Regions from separate parts of the Mus musculus genome. Here all the other regions are linked to region 3. The links are chromatin loops, found by intact Hi-C in ENCODE. Cell type or tissue: heart. All regions are shown on one strand.

The links. Hi-C counts contacts between places; a loop is a spot of excess contacts. Peaks named below come from ENCODE experiments on the same cell type or tissue, not always from the same donor. Only the 100,000 strongest peaks of a DNase experiment are listed, where the experiment ranks them.
Region 1: it touches region 3 in a loop (2.4-fold over the local background); 10 of 42 quality-filtered maps call a loop at or near these places.
Region 2: a loop joins it to region 3, with 4 times the contacts of the local background. A loop is called at or near these places in 27 of 42 quality-filtered maps.
Region 4: a loop joins it to region 3, with 5 times the contacts of the local background. A loop is called at or near these places in 28 of 42 quality-filtered maps.
Region 5: it touches region 3 in a loop (8-fold over the local background); 28 of 42 quality-filtered maps call a loop at or near these places.
Region 6: a loop joins it to region 3, with 2.6 times the contacts of the local background. A loop is called at or near these places in 10 of 42 quality-filtered maps.
Region 7: a loop joins it to region 3, with 4 times the contacts of the local background. A loop is called at or near these places in 15 of 42 quality-filtered maps.

Annotation. Positions count from the first base shown.
Region 1 is chr8:88,450,235-88,454,234 of GRCm38, reverse strand. No RefSeq gene overlaps it. Among named protein-coding and RNA genes, the nearest start is that of Gm34846, 28 kb to the left of the region's middle. In heart, no CTCF peak of the experiment used is centred here; no DNase peak of the experiment used is centred here; H3K4me3 peaks cover 1,452 bases; H3K27ac peaks cover 1,166 bases; H3K27me3 peaks cover 3,639 bases.
Region 2 is chr8:88,700,257-88,704,256 of GRCm38, reverse strand. All of the region lies in intron 1 of Cyld (CYLD lysine 63 deubiquitinase), which reads right to left. Among named protein-coding and RNA genes, the nearest start is that of Cyld, 5.2 kb to the right of the region's middle. In heart, a CTCF peak has its summit at 2,464 (motif pointing right); no DNase peak of the experiment used is centred here.
Region 3 is chr8:88,619,443-88,623,442 of GRCm38, reverse strand. No RefSeq gene overlaps it. Among named protein-coding and RNA genes, the nearest start is that of Snx20, 15 kb to the left of the region's middle. In heart, CTCF peaks have their summits at 1,790 (motif pointing right) and 3,708 (motif pointing right); a DNase peak (open chromatin) is centred at 1,919; H3K27ac peaks cover 264 bases; H3K27me3 peaks cover 2,472 bases.
Region 4 is chr8:88,360,249-88,364,248 of GRCm38, reverse strand. It overlaps Brd7 (bromodomain containing 7), which reads left to right and starts at 2,077. Exons shown (of 17, transcript NM_012047.3): 1 at 2,077-2,343; 2 at 2,539-2,747. The coding sequence starts at 2,295. In heart, a CTCF peak has its summit at 2,003 (motif pointing right); DNase peaks (open chromatin) are centred at 1,188, 2,048 and 2,278; H3K4me3 peaks cover 2,801 bases; H3K27ac peaks cover 2,072 bases.
Region 5 is chr8:88,264,091-88,268,090 of GRCm38, reverse strand. No RefSeq gene overlaps it. Among named protein-coding and RNA genes, the nearest start is that of Adcy7, 28 kb to the left of the region's middle. In heart, no CTCF peak of the experiment used is centred here; a DNase peak (open chromatin) is centred at 1,760; H3K27me3 peaks cover 120 bases.
Region 6 is chr8:88,753,430-88,757,429 of GRCm38, reverse strand. No RefSeq gene overlaps it. Among named protein-coding and RNA genes, the nearest start is that of Cyld, 58 kb to the right of the region's middle. In heart, no CTCF peak of the experiment used is centred here; a DNase peak (open chromatin) is centred at 2,089; H3K4me3 peaks cover 521 bases; H3K27me3 peaks cover 523 bases.
Region 7 is chr8:88,528,467-88,532,466 of GRCm38, reverse strand. All of the region lies in intron 3 of Nkd1 (naked cuticle 1), which reads right to left. Among named protein-coding and RNA genes, the nearest start is that of Nkd1, 9.1 kb to the right of the region's middle. In heart, a CTCF peak has its summit at 2,482 (motif pointing left); no DNase peak of the experiment used is centred here; H3K27ac peaks cover 4 bases.

The DNA.
Region 1 (4,000 bases), 170 kb after region 3:
CGGCGCGGCGGCGGGAGGCGAGCGGGCCGCCGGCCATCTGCTCCGGGTTAGTGCGCCGGCGGTGGGCGGGGACCGCGGTGCCCTGGCGACGCCACTTGCAGACTTCGCGCTCGCCGTGGCGCCCCGAGCTGCTCACGCTGGTACCCAGTGCTGGTGCGTGCCGAGCGCTCTGCTAAGCTCGGGAAACCTGGCTCATTCGGTTCACAAGCCTTTGCCCGCTGTGCCCCCCTACCCCCAGAAGCCCTGCCAGACATCCATTTCTCCATAAACCACTCTGAGCCGCATCCTGTTCCCCAGTTCTTTTCCCTCAGTCCCCCATCCTCAGTCAAGTCAGCGCCTCCCCTCTTACCTTTTCTCTCCAAGACTTAGCCCTCCCTCTGCCCTGGACATACGCCTACTCATCCTGCATCACCCCACTCAAAAGATTCCCCTTTAAATGGTAGTGACTTATTACTTTGCAAGGTCTCTGTGATCCCACAGACTGGTAGCTCCACTTGGAGCCTACTAGTTAGCTGCTGGTTACCTCTCGAAGCTTCTGTGAGCCTCCATTTTCTCATCTCAAAAATCTGTCCTGAAGTTCCAGGACAGCCAGGGCTACACAGTGAAACCCTTTGTAGAAAAAAAACAAAACCCAAACAAACAAACAAAACAAAACAAAACAAATCTATCCTGCTGGGTTGTGAGAAGAGTCTAAGAGTCTACCGTGAGCTGGACAGATGGCTCAGCAGTTTAGAACACTTGTTGCTCTTGTAGAGGACTTGGGTTTGAGCCTCGGCACCAACATGATGGCTCACAACCATCTGTAACTCCAATTCCAGGATATCTGACACTTTATTCTGACCTCTGCAGGCACCATGGTAAACAGACATACATGCTGGTAAAACATCCATATTCATAAACTAAATAAAGAAGCCCAAAACTGTTTTTAATGTTTTTAAAGAGTCATTTGTAAAACCCAGCCTAGACTAACAGCAAGCAGGGGTAGCAGACCCTCAGTTCCCTGTGGAGCCCTCTGCCCTTAGGAACCAAAGCTTCATCACCTAGCCTGGGTTGCCCTCCTGGCTTCCAACCTTCTGCTGGTTTCTACCCAACTCAGTAAGCTTCTATGGGCTTCCACTTGCTGAGGCAGGCCACAGATGTATTCCGCAGATGACAGGTGGCTAGAACCTGAAAAGGGCTAGTTACCCACATGTGTGGCAGACAGACAGCTAGACAAAGCACAGGACCCTGGGGCCACAGACTTTACAGGGCCTTATTCACTTCCTCTCTGTCCACTGCTTCCTGCCAGCTTACAGAGTTCCTGATGTAGTAGCCTGGTTCCTTGGTCAATGTGTGGGATGTCGGGAAGGAATCTGGGAGATGAGGTGCTAGGAAATGGGTTGTGGGTCGTAAGAGTTGTAGAGGGTGAGAAGATGCCTGATTTGGGTCCCTGGCTGAGCCCCTTACCAGCAAAAGTTCAGTGGTAGGGCAGGGAGGGACCATGGAAGGCAGAGGAAGAACAGAGCTTCCTGAATATTCTCCGCCACGCTGGACACTCATTCCTCCATCTGGAGAGCCAAATGCCACACCAGATAGAGCCAAGCCTCTTTAGCACAGGATGTTCATTTGAATGCGGTTGTCTTAGGTCTGAACCCCAGGCACACAGGCTAAAGTGAGAGAGCTCAAAGACACCATCGGCTTGTGCTCCCAGCAGAGACCGGCTAGAAAATGGGGAAGACCCTGGAAAGGGCAGGAACATTCCAGTGTGAGCCTAGACATGGAAGATGTGTGGCAGAACCTGATGATCCTTCAGGCTCTCTGGAGAGCCACTTGTCCCCATACTGGATGAAGGAGGGGAACTGGGCTGGAGTCAGAGAGGCCCTCAGACTGCAGTGTGGACAAGTGGGGCTACGTGAGATCCAGCCGTGGCTGGCCTGTGCTGACTCTTAGCAGCTCGGGAAGTGGAACTGGGTGTTCAGAACTGATGAGAGGATCTGAGAGAACCCATTGTGAACACACACACCTGCAATCCCAACACTAAGGAAGTCGAGGTGGGAGGGTCACCAACTCGAGGCCAGCCTGGAATGGGCATCAGGATCTTTCAAAAAGGGAAACACAAGAGGGAGAAGGAGTCTGGACTAGGAGTAGTATCGCCCACCCACTGCCAATCTAAAAATCTCTCCTTTGACCACCCACCATCCTAACACACACTTCTTGGAACAGCCTGGAAAGCGCCCCCTCCGGCAGTCCAGGGAATAGAATGTAAGGAGAACTCCATTTTGATCAAAACGGGGGGGAGGGGGGGCTTTTCTTCTCAAAACCGAGGCCCTACATTACTTCTCAAATGTGACTTCACCACTTTCCAGCTCTGTGTGTGTGTCTGGGAGGTGGCGCCCCTTTCTGAGCCTCAACTTCTGCAGCGGTAGAATGGGGCATGTAAAGGCTTTTGAACACGCATATTCATTTCACAGCGGTGAAGACTTTAAACTCCTCACTCAGTCGCTGGAGCCAGCACTGGGCCCCACCCCTGGCACCTAACTCTGTAAACAGTAGCTATTTTGATTTTGCCTCCGGCATTTTTCTGCCCAGACGCTAGCACTAGAGTGGACTTTGATTTTAGAGTCCTAGCAGTCACTCTCCCTTTGGTGTCCCTCCTAGGAGACCCCAGAGGGCCCCGATTTCCCCTTCTGGCTTCCAGGCTTCTGCTTCCACTGAGGACAGCCCCCTCCCCTCCCCTCCCCCAAGCCGGTCACTTCCCCAGGGAAAGAAAGGGTTGGATCACAGAGTGTCCCTTCTACCGGTTGTTCAAAGCTGCCGCCAGCCCCCGCACGGCTGGCTTGATTTGTTTCTTATCTTTAATTTTGTTTTAATCGGGTAGATCCCCTCCGGTTACTTTCCCCCAGAATCTTACGGCATCTTTGGAGCGGGCAACAAAAGCATTCTTTTTGGAGCCCGCAGGGGGCCAGGGCAGAACCACTTCAAAGAGAACGCAAAGCACGAGTCCGTCATTGTCCTCCCCTGCGTGCCTGCCCCCCAGCGTCCTGAGGCCGCCCTGAATAGGCAGGTACAAAGGCCACACGTTCAAAGTGGGCACCACACGCTCCATCAGAAGGCCAGCTTTGCCAGTCCCAAGTTTGCCTTCATCCTCACATACACAGGTCTCCCGCTAGGGAGGGAGCAGGCCTTGAAGTGGGGGCTCGCTTGCTCGCTCACTTGCTCGGCTCGCTCTCTCTCTCTCTCCCTCTTACCCTCCCTGCTTCCTCTTTTTCTCCCTCCCTGACCACAATTTACGATGCATTTTGAAGTGGCCCCTTTCGTTCAGCATCTCAGCTGAGCAAGCAGGTGCAGCCTACAGGGTGCAACCTGCTAGGAGCCTGGGTAGCTCTGGGTTCTGAGAAGCAGATGAGTACCTCAGCTCAGAGAGGCAAGTTCTTCTGGTAACTGTGTTCTGAGACTGGCCTAAGTAGGATGCTAACTAGAGCAGGCAACTCAGAGTTTTTCTAGATTTTTTTTTAAGATGGAGTGTTTTGCCTGCATGTGTATACAGGTGCCACCTGGGTGCCTGGTGCCCAAGGAGGTTGGAAGAGGAGGTTGGATCCTGAAACTGGGTGAGGATGTCAGAGGCAGATGGTTGTGAGCCCCCCCACCCCCGCCCCCCTTGTGGGTGCTGGCCCTGTGCAAGAGCAACCAGTACTTTTCCCTCCTCTCCAACCCCAAACCATCTCGGTTCTATAGAAAAGGAAACAGAGACCTGAGAATAGTCAGCTACTTGCCTTGGGCCCCACAGCAAGGCTGGGCAGGATTGAGTGTGTGCTTGATTCATGTCCGGCATTTCAGGGAAGCCCTAGAGGCATTAAGGTGCCAGTGGCTCACCCAATCACCAGGAGAAGATGTCCCAGAAAGAGAGAGCGCAGAAAACTGGGCATTCATAGGCTGTCTCTGAGCACAGTTTGCAGGGATAACAGTAGTGTAGCCGTAATGCTATCCTTAGTAACAATTAGATGCTACTGGCTCCCACTGG
Region 2 (4,000 bases), 81 kb before region 3:
TAACTTCTTACAATTAATAAACATGAATATTATAACCTAAGTATATAAATAATATTTGAAAATGGTTTATAGCCTCGAAATTTGGACTATGTAATAATGACATATGACTATAGGATAATAATACTGAATTAGAGATTTTTATATCAATAAATTGTGGAGTTTGTGTCACAGTTTTAACTATGTATTAAAAAAGAATATACAAGTGATTACTTTCCAGCTTCAATTTTTCATTTAAAACTGTTACAAAAATAATTACACAATTCTGTAGCCTCATTTTAAAGCCTACTCTAATTGATGACTTTAAACTATATAATTTCAAATGCTGTATATGACAGGTCTATAGCCAACATCATGCTAAAGAAAAACCTAAAGCAATTCTCCTAAAATCAGGAACAAGGCAAAGTTATCCTTTGTTTGGCAAAGTATCCTACACATGAATACCACAGTGCACATGAAAGGTACAAGGTCAACATGTAGGAACTGGTTCTCTCCATCTACCATGTCAGCTCTAAGGGATCGAGCTCAGGTCGTCAGGCTTGACAGCAAATACCTTTACCTACTAAGCCATCCTGACAGTCTAAAATCCACTATTTTGTAAGCCAATTTAAAAATATAAAGTTGAAAGAAAATTAGAGTTAGAAGGAAGATTCCTGCTTAGCTAGACTGCTGATCCCAGAAGCCATGGTTGTTAAAACAAAATTCCCAGTGGCAGGTATGGGATACCCTCCTTGTCAGGCAGGCAGGTCCTAAAGGCCCCCAAGACAATACAGATTGTTGCCAATCCTCTTGGTTGCCATCAGAACTAGATGGTGAGATTCTATTGCTGAAGACAACATACTCCTTAGCTGTAAGATATAGAGAAACCAAGCTAGAGCTGAGACAGATACTTCCCCCCTGCTAACTAGCTTTCAGTGTTGAAAGATGCTATGTACACTGGGGAGAGTAGGACATCAGCCGTCTTACCCAGCTGTGAACCCCAGAACTACAACAGTAACCCAGCAAGCAAGTTAACCCAACATGCCTACTAGTAGCAAGACTGTGATGGGATCAACCAGCCACACTCTATTGGATTTGAGGCCTGCTCTGGCTAGAAGGAATCAATGCCAGGTATTATAAACAAGTTCAGAAACTCACGGCTTAGGGTTTAACTTAATACTGTTGTTTACCTAAATTGGCATGGTGTCCAACTGCCTTCTAAACATCTCTGGTTATAGCCACATTATCAGTCTTAATCAGAGAGGCCTTTTTTTTCCCCACAATGAACAGCAGTGTCCAAGGTTCTGAGAAAAGGGGAACAGCTTGAGTGCTCGGCTCTAAGCAGAACACTTATACTACTCCCTCTAAGGTTCAGGCAATGTTGCAGAATGGGGTGGAGTCTCGGGTGGAGAATATAAAACCTGGAAGATAGGGAAAATAAGAGCAAAACACTATCTTCTGGCCATAACACAGCCACTGCAATCATGAACTCACAGCAGCTGTGATTGCTTATTGGGCCCATGTAAGACTGGACATGTCAATAACTAGTCATGGATTAGGTAGGGGCTCGTGGGTACATCCTTGCTAAACTATTGGCTACTAGGTGATCCTGGGGAAGAGAAAATCATCGTCTTTAGATATGTATCCACCACTGAGACCAACTAGGCTCAACAGGTGGCCTTCATTAAGCTTAATGGGTCATAAAAGAAAAAAGACATGAATGTGGTAAGGGGACCTGTAGGGAGGGAGTATGATGGAGTGGAAGGAAAATAAGGTGAGGCAAGAGTAACCAAAACATATTACATACATATTTGAACCCTGTGAAGTACAATACTAACTCACCAGGAGCCACTAGTGGCAGGGCTGCAATGGGATCAAGCAACCATGCTCTATCGGATTTGAGGCCTGCTCTGCTAAAAGGAATCCATGCCAGATATTATAAGCCAGTTCAGAATCCATGACATAGGAGCTCACTGCTAGAGAACAAATTTTTAAAAACACAATTATATCCTTTCAAATTAAGGGCTTCATTATTAATTATCTTTCTGAAAAGAATAGTTCCATGTATCTCTGTCACAAGAATGTGGTTGTTTTATCCTTCTTTGAGACAGAGGTATCCATCTCCATCCCTGTGGCTAAAGGTAGTAATTAATAAAGCTATCATATGTATCCATTTAATTCTTGCAATTTAAATCAAATACTCTTAGAACTAAAGCAGAAATGGTATTATTTGACTCAATAATAAAGCAACATTGCTATGTTCCACACACAAGAGTAACATATCTCTTAGAAGTATCCCATCATTTTCACAAGTCTGTCCTTTTGCAAGCCCAAATGAGAGACTCTGGTCACCCAAGACAGGATAAGGCAGGCACTCCTCCAAACCACTGCCACCTGAAGCACCTGCACACTTGGTGAGGCTGGAGGCAGCAGCGGCAGCAGGAGCGGCTCCTCTTCCTGCTTCCTTTTGTAATGTGCTCTTTAATTCCACTTGAGGGCACTGTCTACTTCAACAGAAAAGGAATCAATTTATATCTGCTACTTACATAACACACCTGTAGATACCTCAATCTTAGCCCCATGTAAACAAAATCCCTCAAGAGGACACCCAAGAAGCTACACAACCCCTTAATATGTCTCTATGCCTCTGAGGAACCAAGATAAAGTGTTTGGCTTTTTTACTAAAATGCTATTATGTCAGCATTAAGGAAATTACCTTTTTCTTGATCACTTAGGTATCATTAGGAATATAAATTATTATTAGTGAGTCTCAATATAAAAAGCTGTTTATTACTTTGTCATAAAGCTTTTCATCCTGTTCTCTGGCTCTCTTGCCTGTTTTATAGAAATCACAGTATATACTTAAATGTCTCTCTTGAAATCAGCCATTTTCTGTGGTTTCCTGCAGTCAGCCTGTGACTGTTTTTGTGATGTTCTTGCTTTCCAATTTACTGCTTCTAAACAGTTCTAAGAAGTGAGGTGATGAGCTATGTTTGTGTGTCTGAAAAAGGCAAAGCAACACAAATAAAGAGGAATAGACAAATTCTAGAGAGGTACTGAACACAAAGGTACACAAGGCCTTATTACAAAGAGGTTTTAAGACTGCTCCCAGGTTCAGGTAGTCAAAAAGCAGCAAGTTATTGTTTGGGGTCTCTTTAAAATGCATTTCAAAATTTTTGACCAAAAACATTTCATAGCTATTTTATTTTTAAAATAATTCTTTTTATTTCTAAAATTTCTAAAACTGGGTATCTTTAGATGGTAAATTGGTACCTGCCTATTCTATTAACTCTCTCTAACTTAACAACTAATGCCACAATTTGAAGTTTAAAAAAATTAGTGTTAATGAAACATTATCAAAACAAAATAATTGTATATGTTTCAGGACATTATATTTAAATGAATTTGATCTCAAAAGATAGTACACAGTTTTAAGAATTATATAACTGCTTGGTTTGTAAAAAGGTCTATGGCAATAAACAGAACTTTTCAAGAATATTTTTTAAATGAACTAGACAAAGAATGATGAATGCAACTTGTTGCACAAGTGAACCTGAGTTTATATTCAGTAATAGAATAGGTACAACAGACAACTAAAATAGTCAAAACAAACATTATAAAATATTTTTTAAAGTATTATCCAAAGAGAAAGAGACGTGTGAACCTTCCCGCTTTTAAAAGGAATATATCAAGAATAAGATTCAGGGGGTTGGAGAGATGGTTCAGCAGTTAAGAGCACTGACTACAATTCCAGAGGACTCAGATTCAATTCCCAGCACCCACATTGAAGCTCACAACTATCTGTAACCCCAGGATTTGACACCCTCACACAGACACACATGCAGGTAAAACACTAGTGCATATAAAAACGAGAATAAATAAAATGTATAAAAAGAAAAAAGTATGTTTGAAACACATTAAAATTAATTTCCTTTATTACAAATAATAAAATAGAATAGAGAACTTTGTCTCTTTCTACACACATACCTGATGAAAAACCAAATGATCATTTATCATCTCAAAA
Region 3 (4,000 bases):
TTGCTGCCTACTGTTCATTCCTGAGCCCTGGTCTCAGCCCTGTGTACTGTCTGCAAGATTTAGTTTTTGCTCTGACTTTGATCAGATGTCCTTGGCCCTCAGCGTCCTGTTAGGAGCTGGTATTCAAGTTGTGGTGCCTGATTTCAAGCTGATTCCAGATAAAAGCACCCACGGGATGAAGTGATCATATGGGAAGTGAAGCATCATGGGAGAAGCGATCTGGGCTGGCCAAAGCCTGATTGACCCTGCAGTGTGTCCTCTGAGAAAGGTCTTGGCCCAGCTAGCCGTGCTCCACAATGAGAGGAAAAACTTCCTCCTCCATAAATACCAGTCTCTATCAGACTCACACAGCCCACTTGCTAGCCAGGTACCTATGCACACGTCTTCTCACATCAGGAATATCCAAGACACTTTATATCTTTGGAACCTGAGAGCTGAATGCAGCTGTGACAGGACCAGTGCCTTTGCTAGTGCTGGCATGACAGGCAGCCAGTCACAGAGCAAGCAGAAAGATGTGTCTCAGCCAGGTGGCTGGAGGAGGAAGTCCTCAGAGGAAGCCCAGAGTCTCCAAGGGTGCAAAGGAACCAGGGTGGGTCCTAGAAGATCGAGGGAAAGCAGAAGGCCAGCGCACAGGCCAGAATCTACGCAACACGCATCAGCAGATAAAAGCCATCTCTCGTGATTGGCTCGATGAAAGTAAAGGGGCTGAAGAGCTCGGGTTTGGAGATGTGGATCCATCCTTTCAGGCACAGGAGCAAAACCACAAGTTAACCTGACAGGGAAAGAATCTCCTGTCTGACAGTCCCAGCAGAGGACTGGCTGCCGGTCATACTGGATCTGATCACAGGCACACATGCTTATTCGCTCAGCTCAGTCCTGCTGCTCTCTGCTTCATCTTCTCTCCTCTCCAGAGGACTGCAGCCTCTCCGAGATCACATACTCTTTCCTTGCAACTCCAGATGACTGTCTCATGCAGGCTTCTTCCGAGGTCTCTGCCTGTAGGATCTGTAGGAAAGCACACACCTGTTCCTTCCTGAGAAAGCCAAAGAGGATACCTCTCTCACACAGTATACAGCCTCGAACCTCTAGATACCTCTCTCACACAGTATACAGCCTAGAACCTCTAGATACCTCTCTCACACAATATACAGCCTAGAACCTCTAGATACCTCTCTCATACAGCCTAGAATGGGCGCCTGGCAGACTTGACATGAAAGTTCTGCTGTATATGGCTCTGCGATCTACTTTGTAAGGCGCAGTTGAACATAACTAGCATTTCTCTATAGTGTATAACATGATGACAGTCTGGTTTTCATGGTTCCACTGTACTCTGACACAAATGCCACATCTTACCACCTCTTACTATGGCATGCTTTCTTTTGGCAGAGGATTAAGCCAAATAGATCTTTCTGCAACTGGTGCACCCTCCCATTGGTCTCTTACAGTGGCATTTATGAGTTTTTAGACACTTCTTTAGACTCTTTTTAAAAACACTGTCTTTTATTTTACTTTTATCCTGACCAAAGCTGCCTGTTTTATGAAGCACTCACACTTGCAATGGTTTTAATAATCCCATTTCATTTCTCCTCATAAAGGCTCCTCCAATACTCTTCCACTTGGTAATCGGGAGAGCTATCCCATGGACCTGCCATGGTGCTGTCGTATTATATTGATTAAGCTAGCTCTCTGACAACTTCATACATGTAACTAACACTGTCATTCTAAACCAGCATTAAGTTCAAAGTTTGTTCCTTTTCTGGCAGGCTTGATCCGGCCGTTCACTAGATGACCAGCAGAGGTCGCTCAAAACCCAGTGCTCTGTGCTGAAAGAGACCATGGAAAAAGACAGCAATCCAGGAGGTTGGGGAGAGTGAGGCACACCGCGACTTGGCAAAGCTTTTAAAAGAGACAATACTAGAAACACGGTTGCTATGTTGCCTCCGTCACTGTCCCTCATGTTTGTTAGGGTGCCCCCAGGTGAGTCCCAGAGCTCTGGGGTCCCTGTCTCTCTGCCTGCTGTGCTGGGGAAAGGAAAGAGTTTGTGCTCCCAGGAAAGCACACCTGACCTCCCAGGGCCCAGTCCAGACACTCTACTACAAACTGGAAAGAAAGAGGTGTGGATATGAGATAGTCCTTCCTCACTTGTTAGTTAGGCCTCTTAAGAAATGTACTTATCTTCCCCCTCCGACCCCCAAACATAAACTGTGAGGCATGGACCTAAAATTCCACTGGAGGAACAGACTGTAAAGACAGTTGAGACACTCCCCTGGTGACCAGCTGGAATCGCCCAGCAAGACGGTCTTCAACCCCCTCCTGGAGAGCATCCAGATGCCCACTCCAACACTGTTACAGCCAACAGCCATGGAAAGGGCCCTCCATTTGTCACTGGGATATTTTACAACCATGCAAGCAGACACTGTGATAAAACACAGCGGACAAGTGTCACATCTCTAGACACACACAGTCTTTGGCACCCTCCGGGTGATGGGAAGCCAAGGTGGCAGGTAAAACATTTTGAGAAGCAACTGTGAGACCCAGCTCCACTGGGCTATGCAGAGGTAAAGGCAGTGGACACAGCAGGTAACCCCCAACAGAAGAGGGTGCAGGAACACAGCTCTTCTAGAAAAGGGGTTTGTTCAAAGGTTTGGACTCACAAACTTATGGCAGTTAAGAAGTCCCACAGCCTTTGCAAACTGGAGGCCCAGAAAATAAGGGACACAAGGCAGGGGAAGATGGGGACCCTGCTTAGTAGTCAGGCAGAGGGAGGTCAATGCAGCCTTCTTTACTTTTCTTTGTTGGGCTCTAGCAGGACTGGATGCTGCCACCCCCTTCCTCATGTGGTCCACAAAACTCTGCTGTTTCTTCTGAAATGGCCCTCGAAGACACGGATTAGTTAGTTATCTGGGCATCCCAGGACCCAGGCAAGTGCACATAGAAAGTTGGCCACCACGAATTCTGAGATTATAAGGGTAACAATAGAAGTTGAAGTGGTGGTTTTCCCTTTTAGAGAGTAAAGAGCCTTTCACTGGAGGGAGACATTGAGAGGTCTCAGAGGGTTGAGGGTGTCCTGGCTCTTCATCTTAGGGCTTGTGTCCGAGGACTATTGTGTAGTTTTGCCTTTAGGTTTCATGCCCTTACCTTCCTGTGTGCATGGGTAGATGCAGGAAATGTGATTTGGTCTATATAAGCACCTCCCAAGGACCCTGTTGTCCCCATCACAACTGGGAGGTGGAAAAATCTTTAAGAGGTGGGGTCTAGGGCTGGAGAGGTGGCTCAGTGGTTAAGAGCACTTGCTGTTTTTGCAGAGAACCCAGATTTAGTTCCCAGGTCTAGGGACTCTGATGCCCTCTTCAAACCAGGCATGTACATGGTGCACAGGTCTTTGTACAGGCAAACACTCGCACACATAAAATAAAAATAAAAGTTTTTAAAATAAAGGAAGTGATGTCATTGGGATGAGCCTTTAAAGAGGGTCCTGGCACTCCAGCCCTGTTCTTTCTCATCTCATCTGTGAGGTGAACAGTTTTGTCACCTACTGCCACCATGATTTTCCTCAAATCACCAGAGGAAATTCACCACGGAATGAAGTGTCCAGAATCGTGAGCCAAAATAAATAAACATCCCCTTTTGTTGTTGTTGCTGCTGTTGTTGTTTCCTTTTTAAAAAAATTATTTATTTACTGTATGAGTGCTGTGTTGCATATACATCTGCCTGCCAGAAGAGGGCACCAGATCCTCTGATAGATGGTTGTGAGCCACTGTGTGGTTGCTGGGACTTGAACTCAGGACCTCTGGAAGGGTAGCCAATGCTCTTAACTGCTGAGCCATCTCACTAGCTCCCTACTATTTCTTTTTCGTTTGTTTTTGTTATTGCATTTGTTTTATTATTGTTATTTCTTTTCTTTTGCTGTTGTTGTTGTTATTATTATTATTTTCTCTTTTTTCCCTCTTGAAACATGACCTTGCTATGTCGCTAAGGCTGACCCCTAGCTGGAGGTTCC
Region 4 (4,000 bases), 260 kb after region 3:
CTAATTCCTCCTCCTGAGATTGCCTACCAAGGTCCAGCTATCAAAGTATTGAAGTCCAGCCATCAAAAGCCCCCTTTGGCTCACCTAATTAACATGCACAATCAAAATTAAACACCTCATCTTAACACACAGTTTTCTCCTTTTACCTAAGAGCACTGTCTGTCTCCTTTGTATCCAGAGGCAGTCCTTTGTCAAGGGCAAATACCCCTTACTCCTCTCCCTTGTTCCTGTCCCCTTCTCCGTGTCCTCTATCTCCTGTCTTTGTCTCTCAGTCCCTGACCTTTGTACCTCTAAAGCAAGTAAATCTTTGTGCTGAGAATTTGGCCTTGGAGTGTCTTGAGCTGACTTCGAGGTTCCCTACAGGGGTTTACACACCTAGCATACCACACACAAAGATAAACAACAAACCTTCCAGGAAAAAGCCATCCAAGAGTCCAACTTGTTGTTGGTTTTTGTTGTTGTTGTTGTTTTAATTTATGTGTGTGCGTGTGGCTGCATGGATCTATGTGCACTAAATGAACACAGGTGCCTAAAGAGCCAGGAGACACCCTGAAATTGGAATTACAGGTGCTGTGAGCTGGTGGATGGGGGTAAGTACTGGGAACCGAACCCAGGTCTTCTGGAAGAGCAGCAAGTGTTCTTAACTCCTGCATCTTCTCTCCACTCTCAAGTCCACTTCTGAGTACAGTAGAAAGGATCGGTTAGATTCTTTCTTGAGGAAAAAATGAGATTTTTATAAAATGTATAGGCCACTAGAAGGCTAAAAGTGCAGTAAAGACACTTTGCACTGTGTGTACTAACTAATGAAAAGGATTGTGACTCCAGTTCAAGCCTGGATTTGAATACTGATTCTACATCTGACCCCTATCTTATTTCTTTGGGCATCCATTTCCTCCTCTATAAAATGGGAATATGAATATTACCTGCTCTTGCTATTTTGTAAAGTTGTCTCACACACACACACACAGAGAGAGAGAGAGAGAGCGTGCACTTTATTTCCCTAGACATCTCTGCACATGCAACAGTGAGCTCTATTTTTAGATAGCATGTTACTATGTAGCCCTGGCTAGTCTGGGATTCAGTCCTCCTGCCTCAACCTGAGGGCCGGGATAGGCCAGCACAGCCATGCATGCATGCACCATCACACCCAGCACAAGCAGATCTTAACGTGGCCCATCTGGGTAAGTGCCAGTAGACAAAATTGTCAGTGAGCCACTGCCCAGAAGGGCTGGGCATCCAGAGATAAGAGAACAGGAACGGCACTGATGGGGGTGAGAAGCAGACAAAACAGCAGGCAGCCTGTGCCTCCCTGGGGAGCCAATAGCTGCAACCCCACCACCTTTTCGGAGGCAAGTTCTAGCTAATTTCTAGACCCTTAGCTTCCTTTTCTTTCCAGTTACTTTAGCATATAAATTGTTTTTTAAACCACAAAGAAAAGCATAAAAGTAAAAGAATCCACCCCTATACCGTCCTGGTCACCTGAAATAAAGTAAGCAGTACTGTTTCCAGCCTTTGAATCCAGACCACACCTTCACTTCCGGTCTCACTTTTGAACAACACTGCTGCACACTTGGTGCGTTTCATTTAGTTAACATCTTGGAGGCTTTATTCTATCATGAACAAGCCTTTGTTTTTGTTTTGTTTTGGTTTTTTTCTGTATGCATTTATTTATTTGTGCAAGAATATATATAAATGTAAACATTAGAGGACAACTTTCAGGAGTCGATTCTCTCCTTCATGTGGAACCTGGAGAGCGAACGGAGATCGTTAGGCTTGGCAGGACCCATATTCTTGGGTCTGCCCGATCCTGTACAGATGGAGTTCAATAATATTGCTAAAGACAAGAAACAAAAGCCAAGGAAAGTTAAAAGGATTCAGGAAAGCAGGGAAGAGCGTCGGGGATGGAAAAAGAAAGTCAAGACAGGCCCCGCCTCTGAGCCCGCCCCCCAGCCGCAGCCCCGCCCTCCACCACAGGCTGCAGCGCCGCCTCCGGCCGCCAGGGGCCGCCACGCGCCGCAGACCGCATCCCGTCCGCTCGGCGGCCTCTCTTTCCCGCTGGTTTGCCGGCCTCTCGCCCTCTCGCCACTGGTGTCGCGCTTCGGTCGCGTCCCGCGCGTGGTTTTTTTTTTTTCTCGTGAGGGACCTCGCGCCGCCGGGCGCGTGCCGTCCCCCTGCCTCGCGGCGCGGGCTCTCGCGGGCCCCGCTCCCGCCCTCCGCTCGCCTGGCCCGGACCGGAAGCGGCGCCGCACGGCCTGGGCCTGGCGCGGGGGGCGGGCTCTGGGGCCCGGTCGGACATGGGCAAGAAGCACAAGAAGCACAAGTCGGACCGCCACTTCTACGAGGGTGAGGAGCGGCTGGCCTGCCTGCGGAGCCGCGCCGTCCCCTGCCCGCAAGGCCCCGACCCGCGGAGATCGCCCCCGGCGGGGCGGCGTTCGACTCGGGCCTGCCGGTCCCGGCGGGGGTTCGTGGGGCGCTGGGAGGTGGGGCGCCCGCCCTCGGCCGGCCCCGGCTCAGCCCCGCGTCCTGCTCTTGTTTCAGAGTACGTGGAGAAGCCCCTGAAGCTGGTCCTCAAAGTCGGGGGGAGCGAGGTCACCGAGCTCTCCACGGGCAGCTCCGGGCACGACTCCAGCCTCTTCGAAGACAGAAGCGACCATGACAAACACAAGGACAGAAAACGGAAAAAGAGGAAGAAAGGCGAGAAGCAGGCTCCGGGGGAAGAGAAGGGGAGAAAACGGAGAAGAGTCAAGGTAAAGGGGGCTTTGTTGCTTATGGCCCCGGGCTCCAGTTCCCAGCCTCCTTAGCCTGTTCCAGTGCGACACCCAGACGTCTGGGAAGTCTGGCTTTGTGGAGGAGTGAGACAGACCAGAAGCCTGGGTCACCTGGGCGCTCAGCAAGTCTTGTCCCAAGTGTCCTCTCGAGCACCCGTGCTGTCCCCACACATCCTGTAAGCAGCCGAGTCCTGGTCTTCCGTGACTCCTTCAAAGGCTGTTTTTTTTATAATTGTCTTGGAAGGGTGAGAAGTCACTCACCGGAAAGCCTGGGAGGTTTGTCAAACGTAGCTGTTCTTCAGAAGTGAAGGCGATCTACAGGTGTCCCAAGTGTTCTCCTGAAATAAGTTATTTTAATGACAAATGGAGCTGGCGCGGCGTGATGGCACGTGCCTGTGATCTCAGCGCGCAGGAGACTGCGGCCAACCTGTGCTGCTTAATACAAAATAAGCAACCGTTTTCATTAACTAGAAAAGAGTAAGTAGCTAATGTCTTGATTTGCCAGGTAGGTTGAATAGTGCGGGTTAACTTTCTTCTCAAAGGTGAGTCCACCCATATCTGGAATTGCCCTAGAATTCTGCCCTTCCAAAATGTTAGCTGCCTGCCCTCAAGTGCTTACTAAAATGCGTTAGTACTTTTTGAAAGTCATCCTTTCTGAGGCTTAGTTTTAGAGTTTTTCTTTGCTTTATACAGTCATTGATGAGTGGCCAAGCCTTAGAGATTGTCTCTTTAAAATGTCTTAAATTATTGGGGGGGGGGGGAGGAATGTTTTAAATTTATTCTTTTTTGCCCAGAATTTTATGACCTTTAGCTTGACTATGGCAATAGTCACAGTCTTGGGTCAGGCTGGCTTATATTTTCATTTCCTAAATTACAAAAGCACACAGGCATGAGTCTTTGTTTTAACTGAGAGTTTTGAAAGTGAACATGTAAATTGTTTTACCTATGAGTTCGACAAGGCTTGTCTTGATTATATTCGTGGGTATTTGGGCATCAGGTATGCAGCTGGCCTAGAACTCAGTGTATGTCCGTCATTCTGGTTTTCCTTTTGCTGGGATTATGCATGTGGGCCACCATCGCTGGCTGAGAAGCCTAAGAAAAACTTTGAACAGGTAGATTTTGGTATGCTTTTCATATTTAAAAATCCTTGCCCTTGGGTAGACTTCTCATACAGATACAGAGTTTGAGTCAGAACAGAAATTTAAATTGAAAGATATTTTCTCTCAGAATTT
Region 5 (4,000 bases), 360 kb after region 3:
GACAAATAGAGGCTCTCTGTGCAGGTCACCCAATATTTGAACAAATGTGGAATTCCTGGGAAATCCTTAGAGATCGGAGTAAATGAGAATTCAGGTGTCGCCGGGCAGTGGTGGCACACGCCTTTAATCCCAGCACTTGGGAGGCAGAGGCAGGCAGATTTCTGACTTGGACGCCAGCCTGGTCTACAGAGTGAGTTCCAGGACAGCCAGGGCTATACAGAGAAACCCTGTCTGGAAAACCAAAAAAAAAAAAAAAAAAAAATCAGGTGTCTGAAGGCTATGAGCCACCAATGGAACCCTGGTAATGAGAAGTTCCCTCTGCAACAGAGAAGACTCTCTGTCCATACAGTAATGTTTCAGAACGTGGCAGAAAGGAGGAAATCCCAAAAGTTCTGAGAGGAAAAACCATCATGCCAATCTGGGATTCTTTTTTTTTTTTTTTTTTTTTTTTTTTTTTTTTTTTTATAGCCCTGGCTGTCCTGGAACTCACTTTGTAGACCAGGCTGGCGTTGAAGTCAGAAATCCGCCTGCCTCTGCTTCCAATCTGGGATTCTTAAAGACACTGAAAATGATGCTTTCGGCTTCTGAGAGACGTTTCCCAGTCAGAACTCTATATCCAGCAAAACTTCCAACTGAACACAAACGCAGAGCTCTTTCAGACATTTACAGCCTGCGCACAGGAAGCGAGATGGGCAGACACCCAGCCAAGACTTTACCAAGAGGGAAATCCAGGAAACTGAGCTGAGCTGTGGTGTGCACAAGTGAAGGCAAGCTTCAGGGGAGGAGGGGGATGTTCAGGCAAGCAAACACCTGCACTTCAAGCACACCTGCCCGAAGCCTCAGGCGACCCGGCGACTGTGACAAAACACCTGGTGCAGCTGGCTGATTTGCAAGGTTTCACACACCCACGGAGTTTAGGCTCAGGTGCTAAACTAACGCTTCTGGAAAAATAAAAACACTGAGGGTGTAGCTCACCGCAGAGCATGCGATTCCAGGTACAACACCCACGTCCCCTGCCCCACTCACTGTATTGCACAAATGGCTGATAAGAACAGCCATTTGGAGTCATAGCGACTGTGACCACTGCACTCAGGAAAATTACTCAGAGGAGGCCCCGGCGTAGAGACTTAAGGGTATTGGGAAGTCAACACTTAATTTCAAAACCTAAAACGTGAGAAGTGGCGGCAGTGGCTCACCACTTTGGAAGTGGCTCCCCTAGAAGTTGGGGGAGACATTCAGAATGCCTTGGCATCACAACACCTTCCCCTTCTCCCCAAATATATGCTTTTTTGCACCTTCTTGGCAGGGCCCAAGACCCTTGCTCTCTGCCTCACTCCAGACAGGTCTTTCCTGTCTCCTCGCCTGTGGGGACGAGGTTAAGCCTGGTACTTGGAAGCACTTGGTGTTGAAGTGGATTTTAATCTGAGAGGCCTGGCGCAACCCCCTTACGGTCCTTTGAAGAGTGCTCAAGAAAAGCCACATTCCTGGCGCCCTAAGTGCAAGCTGGAGGTACGAAGCTGAAACTGAGTGGTCAATCTTCTGAAAATGGATATTCCATTTCAAGAGGCCACTTCAGCTTTTAATCAGCTCCTCCTTCTCTTTTATTGTTAACATTAAACATTAAGACATCTTTCTAGGGGTTGAAGAGATGCCTCAGCGGTTAAGAGTGCTTACAGCTCTTGAAGGGGACCTGGATTCCTAACTCAAGATAGATGGCTCACAGCAGTCACTCCAGGTCCAGGGGATCTGATGCCCTCTTCTGGCCGCGGTGAGCATTGCATGAGCACAGTACATACAGAAACCAGCCAAAGCTCACACAGAAAAACGAAAATACATCCTTTATTTTTTAAAAGAAACAAAAGAAAGAAAAGGCACCATCTACTTGTATCCATCCTTTGGGCAGTTCCTCTGAATCCCACAACTTCCAAAAGGTTTTAAATGCTTTAAATGTTACAGGCTTTAAATGTACACACAATATAAAATGAAATTAAGTCACACAGACAGACACAGACACAGACACAGACACACACACACACACACACACACACACACACACACACACACACACACACACACACACACACACAGAGTGTGTGTTTTACACAGGTGGGTTATTTCAGATCCCTAGTTCCTTGGTTTTAAAATGGTCTTCTTAGACAAACAAGGAATTTAAAACATTTTACTTAAAAGGCAAAATGTTCCCAATTAAAAGCCAAAAATCTTGCATCTCTTAGTTAAGCTGGTCAACCCAGACTGGCTCACTATGGAATGCCAGCAAAGACTCAAGCCGCAAGACTCAAGAATGTGGCCTGAGGAGAACAGCTTTCAAACACTGTTGTGCACCAGAAGACTGTGGAATTCCTCACCACCAGATGGCTTTTGGTCCCCGCCCCCTCCCCCCAATTTAGCCTCAAAAACCACACAGCAGCTCTGGCCCTGTCTACTTCAAATAACTGGGATCCAGTTGTTCTGGTGGGGAGCCCTTCCTCCTTACCCCAAACCTGAAATGTAAGTTCAAAGCCAGCCTGGTCTACATGGTGAGTTCTGGGACAGGCAGAGCTACAAAACAACAAAAGGTGGAGTGCTTTTTTTTGTTTTGTTTTGTTTTTTTGAGACAGGGTTTCTCTGTATAGCCCTGGCTGTCCTGGCTGTCCTGAAACTCACTCTGTAGACCAGGCTGGCCTCGAACTCAGAAATTCGCCTGCCTCTACCTCCCGAGTGCTGGGATTAAAGGCGTGCACCACCACCGTCTCCCGAGTGCTGGGATTGACACTCCACCTGGTTTAAAAGGTGGAGTGTTAACAGGCAGATGGTAGAAAATGATCAAAGAATTGGCCTTCCCCCCTCCCCAGTGTTGCCCAAAGCAAGGCTCCTTTCCTTAAAAGTGGAAAATGGCAAAGGGAGTGGAGTGCTGTTCGGGATGACTCTGCTGCACTGTGACATTTAAGGAGAAGAACCAAAAGACAGGCTGGGGACTTAGCTCAGCTGTGGCGTGTCTGCCTACTATGCACAAGGGCCTGGCTTTGATTACTAGCAACAAGTTATCGGGATGTGGTGGTGCATCCCAGCATTTGAGGGGCAGCCAAGGGAACCAAAAATACAAGATCATCTTTGGATATATACCATGTTTGAAGCTAGTCTGGGCTACTTAAGATCCTGGCCTTACAACAACAACAACAACAACAACAAACAACAAAGACAAGAAACTTCCCAAAACAACTTTGGCTAAGAAAGTAATCCTGAAGCCGGTGTGGTACACACTTATAATCCTGACATGAGGAAACAAGGCAGAAAGACCAGAGTTCAAAGTCATCCTAGTGTACATAGAAAGATCTTGTGGGTAAAAAAAGGGGATTTTTACTTTCTTAGAAAACTTGGTTCAAGGGCTGGAGAGTTGGCTCAGTGGTTAAGCGCACTGACTGCTCTTGCATTCAGTTCCCAGCAACCACATGGTGGTTCACAAGTAATGGGATCTGATGCCCTCTTCTGGTGTGTCTGAAGAGAGTGACAGTATACTAATATACATAAAATAAATCTTTTTGAAAACAAGAAAAAAACCAAAACCCTGGCTCAGGAGTGTCATTCTATCAACTTTCTAAAGTCTGTGTTTAAGGTATGCTGAGAGCTCTGGGCACTGCATGGAAGTCCACTGGTGTCTTAGTGTCAGGGCATTTACCTCAATGATTTACCAAAGCAACTGCCACCGGCCAGTACAATATACAGTAAGGACTACTTCTGCACATGTGCAGACCACAGGAGAGCTGTGGTACTGTATGACCAACTGTGATAGAGGCACTCCCACACCCCAACATGTTGATATGGGAATATGCACAAAAATTAGCTTAGGCTACTGACAGTATTAAAATGTAGCTCTAGGATGACTAAGCAGGACTCGGGAGTCAAAGGAAAAAAAATCAAAACTATTTAGATATTTACCTGGATTTCTTCACAATGGAGCACACATGCACAAATTCAGTGTCTAGGTAGACTGGTGGAACTA
Region 6 (4,000 bases), 130 kb before region 3:
AGCCCTGCCTCTAACTCCCTGAGGTCCTGGGTGGGCTTATTCCCAGGTGATGGTGTGTCTGTTTAATAGAGCCCTACCAGCAGGAGAGAGATCGAGCGGTAGAATGTGACAGCCCAGTGACAACTGCAGACTCCACCTCCCTCCATGTGCAAGGCTACAAACTTCCTTAAAATATCAGGAAGTTTGTGGAGGCAGAAGCCATGGATACAGGACTTGTCTCTTGCCTTCAGGAGCAAAGGGACCCAAGGCTCATGTTGAAAGATGTCCCTAGGGAACCATGTGGCCTGATTGCAGGACAGGGTTATGCAGAAGCCCCACATAGGAGACATACTGTGGTCAGTGGCATGACATTGACAGAGAAGAAAGGAAAACACCTTCGAGGTCCTTTTATGAAACTACTGGTGACCCCAGAGCCAGTCAGCACACCTAGGGGCCTCCCTTACCCATGGGCTTTCTACAGGTGGGACCTGACAACACAAGCAAGCACTTTCCTCCAATTTTAGGGTCAAGGCCATGTGCTCTCTCTCTCTCTCTCTCTCTCTCTCTCTCTCTCTCTCTCTCTCTCTCTCTTTCTCTCTCTCTCTCTCACACACACACACACACACACACACACACACACACACACGATCCAGAGGAATGATCCAGAGGAATACTCCAGGGTCTATTTCTCCACAGTATATCAAGGTTCTGCACATCCAAGTTTCTCCAGTTGGCCCCCAGTATAAACAAAGTTGCCAGGATCTTCCAGGTTACCCTTGGGCAGGTGTGCAACCACTAATTCCCTCAACATGGTTCCTACTGGCACATGTGCTAACTACGAAGTTTGCAGAACATGGAGGCTTTTGGGTCGTGTCTCCATTTGTGAGTGGTTATCCAGCATCAGGAGCTAAAGAAGCCAAACAAGAAAAGCCAGCAGCCCAAGAAGAACCAGATCCCCAGCCACCAGAGTAGCACCGGGAGTTCACTGATGGAGACCTCAGATGCCAGAGCTGAGCAGGACAGTGCAGAATGAGGCCCTGTTCCCGTGTGGAGTACGTGCTGGTGCTCAGAGAGAAGCCATGAAGAAGGAGGTGAGATCCCTTATAGTATCTTTGCTGCAAAGCACTGTCGTTTGTTTATGGCGAGCCCTAATCAGGACCTGAAAATGAAGCTACATGCTTCCTTCCTCACCCAGAAGCAGAGCAGGGGTCAGAGAAGGCTGCTGGAAGCTGGGCAGCCTATGGTGGCACTACAAGGGACAGCAGCAGTAGTCACCTGCAGGAACTCCTCTGGCACACCCTGCCTGACCCAGGGGTCCTGTCTCACTCACCTGATGCATGTCTCTAAATGAGCATAGGGAGGCATGGAGCCCCTGCTAGGGCTGCCTGGAAGTTCCCACGGGCACAAAAAGCAGAGTATTAGCATCTTTTCCAGATATAAACTCCAGGTTTCCCAAAAGATAAAAAGTGTTCTCTGACATAGCAGGAATTAGCATACAGCACACCTGTATACAGCATACAGCTAAGAAAAGAGAGATGGTGTGAAACGCCATCCCAGGGCCCTGCTCTGCAAAGCTGGTTCTGTCCGTTCTGCATAGGACCTCCCCACCTGCCTTTCCCCATCACTCGGGGGCAGGTGGTCCAGAGACTCCGATGAAGTGAGCTGCAGGGGACATTTGTGCAACTGGTGACTTTAGGTTTGAGCCTAGACACACACATCAGTGGTTGTGATATCAGAACCTGTTCTTTTCCATCTTTCTTCGCATAAAACAAGATTCATACTCCACCACCAGCCTTACCGTGTCCTCCCAGGAGATGGCACTATCTCGTTCTAAATGTGGCTTTAAGGTGCCTGAAAACTCACGCTGGAGTCAGAACGAGGGCAGAGCCAATCATGAAGGAGGACAGTAGCAGCAGTCATGGCCATCACGCACCATCTGTCTTTAAGTTACACGAGGGACGCTCAAGCCCTCCCGTATGCCATTTGTAATGGGCCACGTATCCCTGAAGGTCAGGTTTGCTTTCAACACCACCTGCTGCCTTCCACACATAAGTCTGACTGGGACTGACTACTTGGGAGCTATCAGATACTGTGTCATAACCTAAAGTGCCCACAAGGTGGCGCTCCTGCACTCAGAAGGAGACGACCTAGGAAATACCAAATCTTACAAAACAGTGAGGACTTGTACGTTCTGACCAAGTGGGGGCAGAAGGGGTGGGCTAATTCGTCTTGCAATCCTATCTCTCAATTTCATGATTACATTGCTTCTGCTGCTGCTGGTGGCTACCATTTAGTAAGGGGTTTCTGAGCACCAGGCAGCGTGATAGGCACTTTACAAGCGTGGCTTCATTCAGAGTTTATTTCTGGAGAAGCTCTGCGATGTCTCCAAGAGCGTGTGTCATGAGGCTGGGACCTCTTGTACTTTCTCAAAAGGACTGACAGCTATCCAGTTCTGGCTGTATCCATAATAGTGAATAAAACAGCTTATCTGCCTAAGAGGCTAACAATTCCTTTCCCCATTCAGCAAATGTTCGAGCACCTACTTTGTGTCAGGCGCCAGTGGAAATGCTGAGAAAATGGGAGTAAAGAATCAGAGACGGCCCTGCTCCTAATTCTGAGAACACAGCAAACCAGATCAGAGGAGTGCAGGGGAGAAGGGGAGCCTAGGGGGCATCGGAGGGGTCTGTGGTAAGCAAGAATAGCAACAGGGCTCCTGAGAAGCAATAAAGATTCAGGAGTGGACAGCAGTGAGCTAGGTCTGGAAGTTAAACTGAAGCGGGAGAGGTGGTTCAAACCTGTAATCCCAGCACTCAGAACACTGAGACAGGAGGACTACAGCAAATTCAAGGTCACCCTGGGCTATAAAACAATACCCTGCCTTTAAAACAACAACAAAAATACAGGGGAGAGGGAGGGAAACCTGGAGGATATGTTTACATTGACAACAAAAACAGCCTCTAGAAACTTGGCCCTTCCTAGTTGCATATCTATTTTATGATATCTATAACAGCAGTGGGCAGACTTTTCCTGAAAGTAGCCAGAGAGTAAATATTTCAGGCTGTGCAAGGCCTTCAGGTTTCTGTCACTGCTCTACAACTCTGCTGTTGCAGGACACGTGGGTATGACTGTGTTCCACTAAAATGTCACTTGGGCAAACAGTATCAAGCTAGACTTGGTCCCCACACAGTGTGCAGAACCCTGGTCTGGATTCTAGCATTCAGTGTGGACATGCTCTGCCCTTTTGGGAAGAATCTTTCTATGTCTCTTTCCAATTCTGGCTGCTGAGCTGGTACTTTGGTAACTTGCAAGCACATGGTGTGGATGTTTATGCTACAAGACAAGCACAGGGGACCAACAGGGTTGTTCCTCATGTCCCTGTACTCTACCCGCTCTATTCCCATCCTCCCAGCTCCCAGCCACTGCCTTGAAGACCTCTCCCAGTGCTTCTCTGAGGAGACTGCCTGCTCGGTAACAGTGCATTTGTCTACAATACAATGTTTCCTATTATAATCTCACTCCATGACAACCCACTGAGCAGGCTTGACCCTCTGGAGCCAGCAGACCCACAGAGCTGAGAGGCAAACTGTGGGTGCAGGGTCAAGGCCTAGCTACATTTATTTCACAGGCTGGTAAGACCAACTAGCCTCCAAGAAGAGCACACCACGGTGGCGTTAAAGTCTTGAAAACTGGTACTGTCAACAGATAAAATCTTTGCAGATTTTTGTTGTGCTTTGTGAGGAAAACCCCTTGCTAAGAGAAATTACTGATTCTATACTATGCAGGCCAGTCTTCACCAGCCTCCTTGCTATCATCAGCCCCCAGAAATAACCCCTTCCATCAACACTGAGCATTGTAAAGCAGCCCCCCACCACCACTGGCAACCCACCTGGACCTGCAGTTCACCAACAGGCAAGAAACTCTCCCAAACTGTCCTCAGGGACACCTTTCCCTAGTCAACCTGGTGGGCTATTCTTTTGCGTGACATTTGGAACATTTGGAGTTCACATACATTTTGAAATGT
Region 7 (4,000 bases), 91 kb after region 3:
CAGCCTGACTTGAGTCTTGCTCTAACGAGGTCCTACCTTCACATCAGGTGAGCCTCAGCGCGGTAGCCAGCTGGACCGGTTTGGGCAGCATTAGTCTGCCCACTAGGCTGGTGGTTCTCATCCTTCCCAGTGCTGCCACCCGAAATTTACTACAGTTCCTCGGGGTGTGCTGACCCCAAACTGTAAACTCAGTCTTGTTGCTACTTCATGACTGTAATGTTGCTACTGTTAGTAGTCGTACTGCAAATATCTGATATGCAGGATATCTGATATGCAACCTCTGAAGGGGTGATAGCCCAGGCTAAGAACCACTGTGCTAGAGGAAGAGGGACTGCCTCTCTTCAGATATGAAATGCTGTCCCCCAAACACTCATGTACTAAAGCTTTGATCCCTAGGTAATAGCACCGAAATCTAAACGGAGTAGAGTATAGCTAAGAGAAGCAGGTTTCGGAGGGGACGGTCCTTAGGGATGTCTGATCTCCGACTCCTGCCTCTGCTTGCTGTCCTACTATGTTCCTCCACCCTTCCCCAGCTGAGGGTCTACACCTTCTGACACTGTAAGCAAAATACATCCTCCCTTGTTATTTTCCTCTGGCATTCTGCCATTAAAGTAACAAGAAAACTGATTAGTGTCAGGGAAAATAACAGCGCCCACATCACCAGGATGCTGACAGAAGCAAGTGCTGAGGACAAGGACGGCTCGGCCTCCTCAGGTGCTCTGTAGGCAGCAGCTACGCTACAGCACCTCCTCTTGGTGGGCACCCATGCTTACCACGGAGCTCTGTTCCCAGGCTGCAGCTACAGAGCATGTGCCCAGGGCTACCCCAGACACAGACTCCCACGGGCAGGGCAGGAACAGAGGGCTCCAGCACCCACAGAGATGCCAACTGTGCTCCCAGGTAACCCAAGTTTCCTGGAGTCCTCTTTCTACTCTTGCAATCTGTCTAAGCCACTGGGAGAAAGGGTGCTACGAGAAAAGTTCAAGGTCATAAAGCAGTCCTGTAACATGACGCCCTACAGAAGCCAGGTGTGGCACAGCACAGGTGCGGATCCCTAACCAACACCCACAGCAAAGGCCTCTGAGTGAGGTTCCCTGGCCAAGCTTCTGAGGCTAGGCAAAGGAGAAGCCCCCTGGATGGCTGTGGGTCTCTCCCACAGCCCTAGGGCAGACTAACTCTGCTGTGCCTAACCCACTCCATAGTCAAAACTAGGTGCTCAGAGAGCCACAGCAAGGGCAGCAGCTGGAGTCGGGAAGGTTTGCAGTAGATAGCTGATCTCCCCACAGGATGTGGCACACCCCACCCCACCCCAGCAGGCATGGCCCGCTCCTCTGCTGGTTCGAAGACTGCTGACCTGACATCTGGGAGGCTAGAATCAGACTCCAGGAGGAGGCTAAGGACTTTGTGCTATTCATATGGCCTTTGTGCCTTTGCACATCGCCTACCCTGTGCCTGGAAGGCATATCTCCTACTTGTTCCCTGGGGCTCAACAGCCTCAACATCACTTTCTAACCTAATCCCTCACTCTCTTTCATGCCCCTGTTCTCAAGCATCCTCAGATGCCCACTCTCGGGATGCAACTGTTTGATCATGAGTGGACACACCAGAAAGCTTTGGGACGCTGAGTATCTGCTCCATTTCCCAACTTGCTGGCATACACTTATTTCACCCCCGGAGAACTCCATGTGGCTGGAACCATTTCCACATGTCACAGATGTGAGGATGGAGGACCTGAGCCATTGCTGGCCCCAGGCCACCCATCAGGAAGCCCACGTGGGATGCAGGTCTAAGATGTCAGACTCTACAAACCCATCACACCTGTAACCAGCAGCCCACACAGCTGGTTCTCAGCACTGATTCACACCTCTACTTCTGTCACTGTCTGCCCTCCTGTTGTCCTGCCTGTCACAGAAACAAGCTGTGGGTTCCCAGCTCAGGGGGCTACCTGCTCTGTTCTGTTTGCAGCCAAAGCCAGCCTTTCCTGTCAGGTAGCAGTTTTAGCTTAGAAGTAGCTGTTTCGTCCACAAGGTAAAAGTGCCCTCAAGAGGCAGATACAAAGATCTCACAAGAAGATGCAGGCCATTCAGTTCCATGCATCATCCAGCCTGCATGCACATGTCTTATCACTAACTCCCTGCGCCCATGGGGCGGAGGTGGAAGCAATGACAAGTACAGTGTGCAGGCCAAATCCAGCTACCTGCCCATCCATAGGAAGTGATCCCTAAAACTTTCTTTAGTTGACTTGGATTTTGTTTGTTTGTTTGGTTGGTTGGTTTGGTTTTTTGGAAATGAGTTCTCATATATAGCCCAAGCTGACCTCAAGTTGTAATCCTCCTGTCTCAGCCTCCTGAGTAGATGGGATCATAGAGGCATGCCATCATGCCCACAATGTTTTAAATCCAGACCTTTTCTAAACCAACGTCTAGACCATGTTCCCCAGAGGCTATGAGTTGGCTGGGCCTAAGTGGCACTGCCCTCTTGAGGCAGGGTGTGTATTCAGATGTGAATGCCTTCCACCCAGCCTGCTGCACCTAAGCAATGTGACTTCTCTAGCTGCACAGGTTACTGAGGTCAGTATTAGCATCCCGCAAAGCCTCCACTCTAACCGTACCCCGAGTCCCACCCTTGTCTATGGATTGCAACTTAAAGAGCCCCATGTGGGGTTCCTCCAAACTGTGCTAGGGAGTGAAGAATACTACCACCACCGTTCCCAGCTGTGAAAACTGAGGCAGCCATAGCTTATGCTACTACCACAGCATGAATACCCGGTCCCTACCTTCTCTATGGTACCCTAGGACCTGTTTGCATGCTGGCTTCTGAATTCAGGTAAAAGAACGACCTGGAAGGTAGAGAGAAAGTGAAATCGTTCTTCCAACTCTTTGCTACCCCCATACCATGGCTATGACCTCAGTGATCACCTGGACCTTAGCGGAGGCTGGTGCCAGACCACAGTTGTTTCAACACCCAGCAGGTTTCTCCCAACCTCGCTTGCAACTTTCAGACCTCAGGGATCTTCTTTAAATTATCAACAACGTATCTGTGCACCGGCTTAGTACCTGAAGTCTCAGTGAGAAAGCTTGCAGGCAGAATTAGAACCCAGACTGTGGGCCTCCACAGCCCTGCTCACCTTGATCCTACTCTATTTCTCCTGACGTTTTGCCTGCCTGCAGCCTCCCCAAGGGCCCCTGGGTGTTCCCCCAGAGAGCCAAGAGCTGTGCTTATCCCAGTGCAGACCTGCGATCCTCACAGAGCCCGTGAAACCTTCTATCCCATCTTCATCATCCAAAGTATTTTTACAGAGAGCCCTTCCTCACACTCTTCCTCCTCCACAGAACCGATCATAGGCTTCTTTCATCACACCGACCTCACACAAGGCTACATCAACTTTTCTCTCTAGACAAAGACCTGACTGAGTCCATAACACAGTGGGAAGGTGGCCAGGAGCTGGGTATGGTGCCTTGTGCTTTAAATCCCAGCACTCAGCGGAAAGATCTCTCTGAGTCTAAAGCCAATCTTGTAAACATGGAAGATGACCAGGTCAGCCACGACGTCCACCAATATCTCCAACAAACCATGCTCTGTGGCTTTCTCCCTGACACTTATCAAACCTGCAACCACTCTGACATTCCCCCTCTGCCGTCCTACACATACTAAATTAGAGTGACATCATCCCACTTCTCAGATGGAGAGGCCAAAGTTCAGGGGAGGGAAAGGCCCTTTAGCTGATGTCACGGGATGCAGCAAAGCCCACCTTACCTTAGGGCCCTCTAATAACCATCAGCCACACACAGGGACACATGCCACAGCCAATGTGGCTCAGCAAGCCTGAACAGTGACGCCCAAACTAATTCCTCAGGGCTGCTAAGCAAACATGGCCCTGGACAGGCCCCTCGGACAGAGCCACACTGGCTGGCCGGGGTTCCTGCATGCCCTGCTGAAGCTGAGGGTGACTTCAGCTGAAGGACCTACGGCTTTCCTCCTGAGCCTTGTGGCTGGTGCC